Regions from separate parts of the Mus musculus genome. Here regions 1 and 3 are each linked to region 2. Evidence: chromatin loops called from intact Hi-C (ENCODE). Cell type or tissue: heart. All regions are shown on one strand.

Region 1 (2,500 bases), 80 kb before region 2:
AGAATTGGCAGTTATAAAATCAAAATGTCCTTCAACTCTGAAAACTGGTGGAGATGTTCATTCTGTGTCTTCAAATACCAAATATTCAGCTAAGATTTAATACTGTGTGTCATGTAAATAAGCATATCTATCCTGTTAGTGTGAGATTTTGCTTATCTTTAGCAAGTGATAATATTCCATGTGCAGAAGATGTGCACTCCTTTCATTCCAGTGAGGTAGAGGCAGGAGGATCTCTGGGACAGCCTGGTCTACAGAGCCAGTTCTAGGACAGCCAGGGTTACACAGAGAAACCCTGCCTGGAACATATAATAAACCTATAGCAAAGAATTGTTCTTAAATTAATTTCTTTATTTTTAATTTCTTTATTCTCTGTAAATACTTGATTTTTACACACTTTTCATGAGTGCTTTGCCTGCATGTGTGTCTGTGTCCACTTGCATGCCTGAAGTTACAGAGAGAGGGGTTGTGAGAAACCATGTGGGTATTAGGAATTGCTGGGAATTGAACTGGGGTCCTATGGAAAAGCAGCCAGTCCTCCTAACTACTGATCCATCTATTTCTAAAGTCCCTGTATACATGTTTTATAAATCTATATACCTAGGGCTACAGAATTTTCTGAGTGGAAATTTTTTAAGAAGCCCTGAAATTAATAATGGCCACCAAATATGTCCACATCCTAACTCCTGGACTTGTAAATGTGGAACTTTTTATTTTCTTTCTTTTTATTTTACTTCATTTTATTTTATTTTTATTTTAATCCAAATGCTGGGCTTACACTGGGGATTGAATTGTGAGTTCCATGCATGCTGGACAAGCACTCTTTTTTTTTTTTTTTTTTTTTTTTTTTTTTTTAAGATTTGTTTATTTATTTATTTATTATATGTAAGTACACTGTAGCTGTCCTCAGACACTCCAGAAGAGGGAGTCAGATCTCGTTACGGATGGTTGTGAGCCACCATGTGGTTGCTGGGATTTGAACTCCTGACCTTCGGAAGAGCAGTCGGGTGCTCTTACCCACTGAGCCATCTCACCAGCCCTGGACAAGCACTCTTATTTTAAGGAAAAGTGATGGGGAGAGAGGGTGCTTAGAGATCTCAAGATAGGCAAAAATCATCCTGCACTACCTGGGGGCACTAAATAATATCGCAAAAGTATTGGAAGAGACAAACAGAGGACAATTTAGCAGAAGAAAACACAACTTTAGACCACACACTGAAGCCACAGAGCAGTACCAACCACCGAAATGGAAAGGACGGGTCTAGATTTTACCACTAGAGGGAGCAACGACTCTGACATCTTGAGGCCTAGCCAGTGAAACTGGTAAACCGCTTCTAAGCTGCTAAGCCCAGTTTTCCTCTTCGTAGCTCACCATTGTCAACTTTTATGATTTACTTCCCTTCCCCCACCCTCATCTTAACAGAAGGAAATATGAACGCATAGTCAGTTTCTTGGTGCTCTTTCTTGGGTAGCAAGTGACACACAATAAGCATATCTCTCCTTTTTTTTTTTTTCCTTTTCTCCTAGAAAGACACCATAAGGACAAAAGCATAAATGTCCACAACTGTAGCTGCTGTCCCTGACACCGTGACCATGGTATGGCATAGCCTAAACTTTTTGATGATCCGGCATCATGATGAAGAAACATGGCAGTTTTTCTGAAACAATGTAGTTCAGGCCCAGATAGGAAGCCTGGAGAGGTCTTCCTTGTGGCTTCAGCAGCTTCTCCCAGCAGAAGAGTGGGCAATTACTGCTGGAGGGGAACATAGAACTAAGGAATTGCGTTCAGCACATCCGCTGCACAGCTGGGACTCTTCTTGTGCAAAGAATTTGAAAAGAGTAAGGTGCTGTGGAAGAGAAAGAAAAGAAAGTCCTTACAACGGGCTGGAGAAACGGCTCCACGGTTACAAGCCTATGCTGCTCTTGCAGAAGGCCCAAGTTTGGTTCCCAGAGCCCCCACATCGGGTGCTCACTGCTAGAATTCCTGCTCCAGAAGATCTGACCTGACACTCCGGGCCTCTGTGGGTACCTACAACTCACATACATAAAACCCATATGCACATGACACACACATATATGCATAACTAAGAAAACAAAAGTAGAATCTTTTTAAAACAAACCATAGTGAGAGCAGAGGATGTGGCCCGTGGACTGAGCCCCATCTGGCACATATGAGGCTCTAGGTTCATCAGGACAGACTTCCGGCCACATACTGTAAGCCCACTCACCTGACACTGGTCCTTCTGTGAAAGAGAACGTTCTACAGTGAGACATTTTTAACTATTGTATAGCAGAAACAGACAATAAATCTATCACTTGACTTTTTTTTTTTTTTTTTTAGATTTATTTATTGATTATATGTAAGTACACTGTAGCTGTCTTCAGACACTCTAGAAGAGTGTCTTCAGACACTCTAGAAGAGGGAGTCAGATCTTGTTGGGGATGGTTGTGAGCCACCATGTGGTTGCTGGGATTCGAACTCTGGACCTTCAGAAGAGCAGTC
Region 2 (2,500 bases):
AGCAAATCCTTCCTTAGTTCTTTAGCACGGTATTGCTGAGGTCTAGAGAGGCCACAGAGCCCCAAATCCTGGCAGTTGTGCCAAGCTCCCACCCCTTCCTTTGCCTTCCTTCTCCATGGGCGTGAGGAAGAGTTGCTAGGAGCCTATTCCACAATCCGGACAGCGAGCCTCATGCATTGCTAACTGCAACTAACAGACACCCACGCAGTCCAGTGTCTCGTGGATCCAAAGGCAGCTCAGCATTATAGAGGCATGAGGGCTACAGAGCAAGCATGCTATGCAAGCCCATCCATCTCCGCTCTGCTCCATTCTATCCTGTTTCCTGTTCACAGAGCTCTCTCCTATCCCCCCACATGGTAGGGAATATGGCTACTTATGGTCCCTGTTTACTTGTCAAGGTTCCGATCCCTGGAAGCTATCTCGTTTTCCAGTCCAGGTTCCAGGAAGAAGCAAACCTGCTGGTGTACTGAGGCGATTTCTGGACCAGCTGCCAGGAGCTTAGGGGAATCTGGTCACACAATGGTAGGTGAGCAGAACCGTGGGGAGAAATAGGAAGTTCCCAAGGAGAGTGCTAGACCCAGGCATGCAGGCATAGGTGACAAGCAGTGCTCACTGCCACTGGTGTGGCTGTTCCACACCTGGGAGACAGCTAGGACTCTGACACTAAACAATTCCCTTCTATGCTGGGTCCTCATTTCTTGCCACCACCCTATACTGTCAGACACAAACCTATATACACACTTTCCTCCTCTGGGCCAGCTCCACTCAATCCTGTTGTCTGCTGGAAGAAGGCCTTGAGAGCGCTTGAAAAAGAGGGAGTTGAGAAAAGAATAAAAGCACCTCGAATGAGTAGGCAAAAGGGCCGGGTTTCTAAGGAGGCAGACCCGCTCAGCCACCGGGCGATGTCTGGATCCATTGCCTCTTACAAGATGCATGGTGAACCAGATGCCTCAGCTCCCTCATGGTCAAGTGGGAGTGGTAGGACTGTGTGCGTTCATAGGCATTCGAGCGAGCGAAGGGAGGAGATGCAGTAATGATTTCTACATGTTCAGTAAGGACAGGAGGTGTGGCTGGTGCTAGCTGCCATCTGAGGCCACAGTGGATCCCAATCACCACAAAAAAAAAGAACAAAAGAAAAGACCCGTGGTGTATTTAGTTCAGGCAAGCAGAGGGGCAGTCATCTCTGTGTGCTCTTTACAGTTGCTTTCAACTCTAATTGGCGTGCCCAGCCATTGTTCCTGTTTAGCCAATGAGAAGACCGAGATTCTCTCGGCTCGCTCTGGTAGCAGCAGCAGCCTCGCCCTATGCTCCTCTGCCCCCTAGTGGCCGACGCCATGCACTGCCAGCCCTCTTTATGCCTTTGTTCTCTTAAGCAGCCTGAGCTGCTCCAGCTTGGATAGTTGAGTGGGAGGGCATGGTCCTGGGTATTTGGAAACTCAGGAAAGTGATTGGAGGAGGAGCTAAAACAGAGGAGCTCCGATGTGGGCTTTAGTTCAGCTTCTTCTGGAAACTGGCAACAGTACTGTCCCAGAGCATCCCAAAACGATGTTGGGCGTGCCTCCAATCCCATCCTCTGACCTTCTTGTCCTTAAGTCCCCTGAGCTTCTCCGCTGTGACTACATACTGGAATCAGTTTTCCGGGAGGACTAGGAGGAGGAAGCGGTGATTGGGAGGTAGGGGAGCAGTCAAGACTAAGGGAGAGAATGGGAGAGAAGACAGACAAAATATCGAGTCTTTCCCCGAGTGGTGTGTCATGAAAGCAGAAAAGGGGGCTGGCTGTTCAGGCGACAGGGATCGGCAAGTGGGAGGAGGGACAGAGGAGAGCAGTAGGAGAGAATGTGAATACGATATAATAATATGTATATAACAATGTCATAATGAAACTTATTATTTTGTACACTAAAAATAAAGTTAACACGTTGCCAGAGGACCTGCCTACTCACCACCAGTGTTGGTTTTTGAAGGTTCCCTGGAATTCCAAGGTGGGAAATGAACTCTAGACGTGCCATCTCTGTATCATGTCCCATCCTCATATCCCCATTCTTTGGCTGAGAATATGTCAGGTGTCACCATTACCAGTCCCTACCCCTGCTCCTCACCCCAGGCAAGCCTGTACTGAGAAAGGCCCTCATTGTCCATACAGTGGCTACCACAGTGACTCGAGCCACCCTCTTCCAGGTTCCCATTGCTTCACTCACAGCTGTCTCGGTGCCTTCTCTGTCTGTCCAGTCTCCTCTCCGTTCCCCTCAGCTTATTCCACAGCCAGGGGTTCAACCAGATCCTGAGGAAGCCCAGCTGGAGGTGCAGTGGGCTTCCTAATCAGCATGTCCGTAATTAGTCACGTCAACTTAAGAAAGAAAGGGTTTATTCTGGCTCGCGGTTCATAGGGACAGTCTGTTGTGTGTGGGATGCCAAGGTGGCAGGAGTAACCGTCACATCACAGACTGAGTGGAGAAACCAGCAATGCATGCATGCATCTGCCCAGCTAAATGATGCTTCC
Region 3 (2,500 bases), 62 kb before region 2:
CTAACCCACACTCCTCTGAGTAACTCTTCACCCTTGGTTCTACACGCCAAATAAACTCACTGATTCACCAAGGCAGACCTGAACAGACACATCTCTTTGATTGGTCATTGGTGCTTTGTCTGGGGTCAAAAACAAAAACAAAAACAAAAACATTTGTTTATGTCTCCCTGGGGGAAGTTCCTGCAACACTTACCGCAGGCCCAGAAGCAGCAGAGAGAGAGCTGAGCACCTCTGAAACTACGTGACCCATAGGTCTTCCCTCCCAAGCTACACAGAACACAGGAAGCGTCTTCAGAGTGAGTCTTTTTTTTTTTTTTTTTTTTTTTTGGTTGGTTGTTTTGTCTTGTTTTTTGTTCCCAGGCAGGGTTTCCCTGTGTAGCCCTGGCTGCCCTGGAACTGACTCTGTAGGCCAGGCTGGCCTGCAGCTCACAGAGATCCACCTGCCTCTGCCTCCTGAGTGCTGGGATTAAAGGTGTGTATCCCCACCACCTGGCTCCAGAGTGAGTCTTGCAGCCACCTTGTCTATGATGTCACAAGCTAGCAAGAACCCATTCTTTGTGAATGCAGTTGTCCCCCTCATCTGAGAGGGCTATCTTCCAAGACCCACAGTGGGTGTTCAAAACAGAAGATAGATAGTAGCAAACCTTATGTACACTCTGCTTTTTCTACACACACTCCGCATACCATTTACTTTAACATACTAGACCCAGGAAGAGATTACCAACAACAGTAAGATAGACTATGGCAAAATTGCCAGCATCCCTAGTGTTGCACTTTGAAGACATTATTGAGTAAAATATAGGCAACTTGAACACCAGCGTGTGAGACCATGGCAGTCATACCGACAACAGGGATGGCTATTAGCACATGTACACAGAGACACTGGACCAATGGGCGGTTCTTGTCCTGAGTGGGATAGAGCGGGACAGAGCCAAATTCATCATAATATCAGAATAAGGCACAATCAGACAATGTTCATGTCTAGAATCTTCCATTTAAGGCTTCGTCCTAAGTGAAGAGAAAAGCCTGCTCTGTGAAGCCAGCCAGCCTCTGAGGGCATTTACAGCTGGTGACATAGCTGGAGGATGGTGACACTCTTCTTGCAGACGCCAAAAGTCATGCAGCTTTCTCTGCAACGTTGATTAGGTAGCTGAAGTGAGCGAGCGAGGGAGGGCATGCTGCCTAGGATTAGGCCTCAGCGCAGAGTGGCATTCCATTTGCTGCTTTCCTCTTTCCCCCCCTGAAAACACTCTTTTCTCTTAGGTGTCCTGCCTGCCGGGTCTGTTCATAATCCTCTTATCCATCCACCAGATGGCAGGAGAGGGATGCTAAACAAATCCTCCGCCCTCCAGGCACTGCACAGTCCACAGGCAGTCACAACACCAAAGCGCCCTAACTTCCTGTTTAACGGTGCTTTCGGACTGTGAGGAGAGAGTGGCTGAAGTGGCTCAGATCCAGTTGGGGGCTCCGATACGGCGGATGCCTCAGGGTTATTTCCTGAGGTACAATTACAGCAACACCAATGTGAAGGGCAAAGGAGAGAGGGATCTTGGGAAGGGAGAAAGCGGGGCTGAGCAGAAGCTCTGGACCGAGCTTTGCAAACCACTGTGGCAGAGGTGACAGTCCCCCTTCACAAGCTTCATGACCCCACCTTGTTGATCTGCCTCCTCAAGACTACTGGGCATGTAGGCATGGTGGTGCACATCTGTGGTCCCAGCACTCACAAGGCAGAAGCAGAAGGATCTGGAGTACAGGGCCATCCTCAGCTACATAGCAAGTTCGAAGCTAGCCTGGGCTACATAAAAGATGATCGTGATGATAATGATACAACTAATAGGTAGGAGAGGCTAGCCCCAACAAGGACGCCTGTGGCATGCTACAAAGGCTCCCCAACCTTTTTACTGGGCCCCCTGGGGACATTTGAAAGCAGACATACCAGAAAACAGCAAGCACACAGACAGAGCTTGAGTTGTGTGAAATGCGGGAAGATGCGGGTGTGGATACGGCACTGTTGTGGTGAATCCTAAGAATGCGTTACCTCTTCTCCCTGGTGTGTGGGGATTTTGCAAAGCATTTTCCCATGTGTGCCAACAGCGTCACCAAGGCCAGGCACGATGAGCAGACTGAACCAAAGTTCCCAGATTCCATTCTCTCAGAAGATGCTGGTGCACAGGTGACTGCCCGCCCCCTCCGCGCCACCCTGAATCACCAGATGCACAATACTTTCCCTTGAGGGCCTGATCTTCTACCCCGCAGGACCTCCCTGAGTTCTGGCAACCTGACTCTTCCCTGTCTGTTATTCTCATGGCCTCTTGCTGTATCCATTACGCTGGTTATTAAGCTTTGCAGATTTGACTCTTTGGGTCTTCCAACATCTGCGCAAACAATTCTTTATATTAAATATTCAGTTTTGAGAGGGGTGGGGGTGGGGCGAGGCACAGCTCCGTAGCTGGTTAAAGCTGGGATGAAATCAGCAGATGCTGGCTCCTGCCTCGAAGCT

What was found. Hi-C counts contacts between places; a loop is a spot of excess contacts. Peaks named below come from ENCODE experiments on the same cell type or tissue, not always from the same donor. Only the 100,000 strongest peaks of a DNase experiment are listed, where the experiment ranks them.
Region 1: it touches region 2 in a loop (6-fold over the local background); 5 of 42 quality-filtered maps call a loop at or near these places.
Region 3: a loop joins it to region 2, with 7 times the contacts of the local background. A loop is called at or near these places in 37 of 42 quality-filtered maps.

Annotation. Positions count from the first base shown.
Region 1 is chr11:62,692,266-62,694,765 of GRCm38, reverse strand. It overlaps a transcript of Zfp287 not described here. Among named protein-coding and RNA genes, the nearest start is that of Zfp287, 38 kb to the left of the region's middle. In heart, a CTCF peak has its summit at 1,281 (motif pointing right); no DNase peak of the experiment used is centred here.
Region 2 is chr11:62,612,662-62,615,161 of GRCm38, reverse strand. The region is part of intron 2 of Lrrc75a (leucine rich repeat containing 75A); the gene reads left to right. Among named protein-coding and RNA genes, the nearest start is that of Snord65, 9.4 kb to the right of the region's middle. In heart, a CTCF peak has its summit at 1,327 (motif pointing left); a DNase peak (open chromatin) is centred at 1,321; H3K4me3 peaks cover 1,114 bases; H3K27ac peaks cover 1,443 bases.
Region 3 is chr11:62,674,780-62,677,279 of GRCm38, reverse strand. No RefSeq gene overlaps it. Among named protein-coding and RNA genes, the nearest start is that of Mmgt2, 27 kb to the right of the region's middle. In heart, a CTCF peak has its summit at 1,301 (motif pointing right); a DNase peak (open chromatin) is centred at 1,339; H3K4me3 peaks cover 628 bases; H3K27ac peaks cover 751 bases.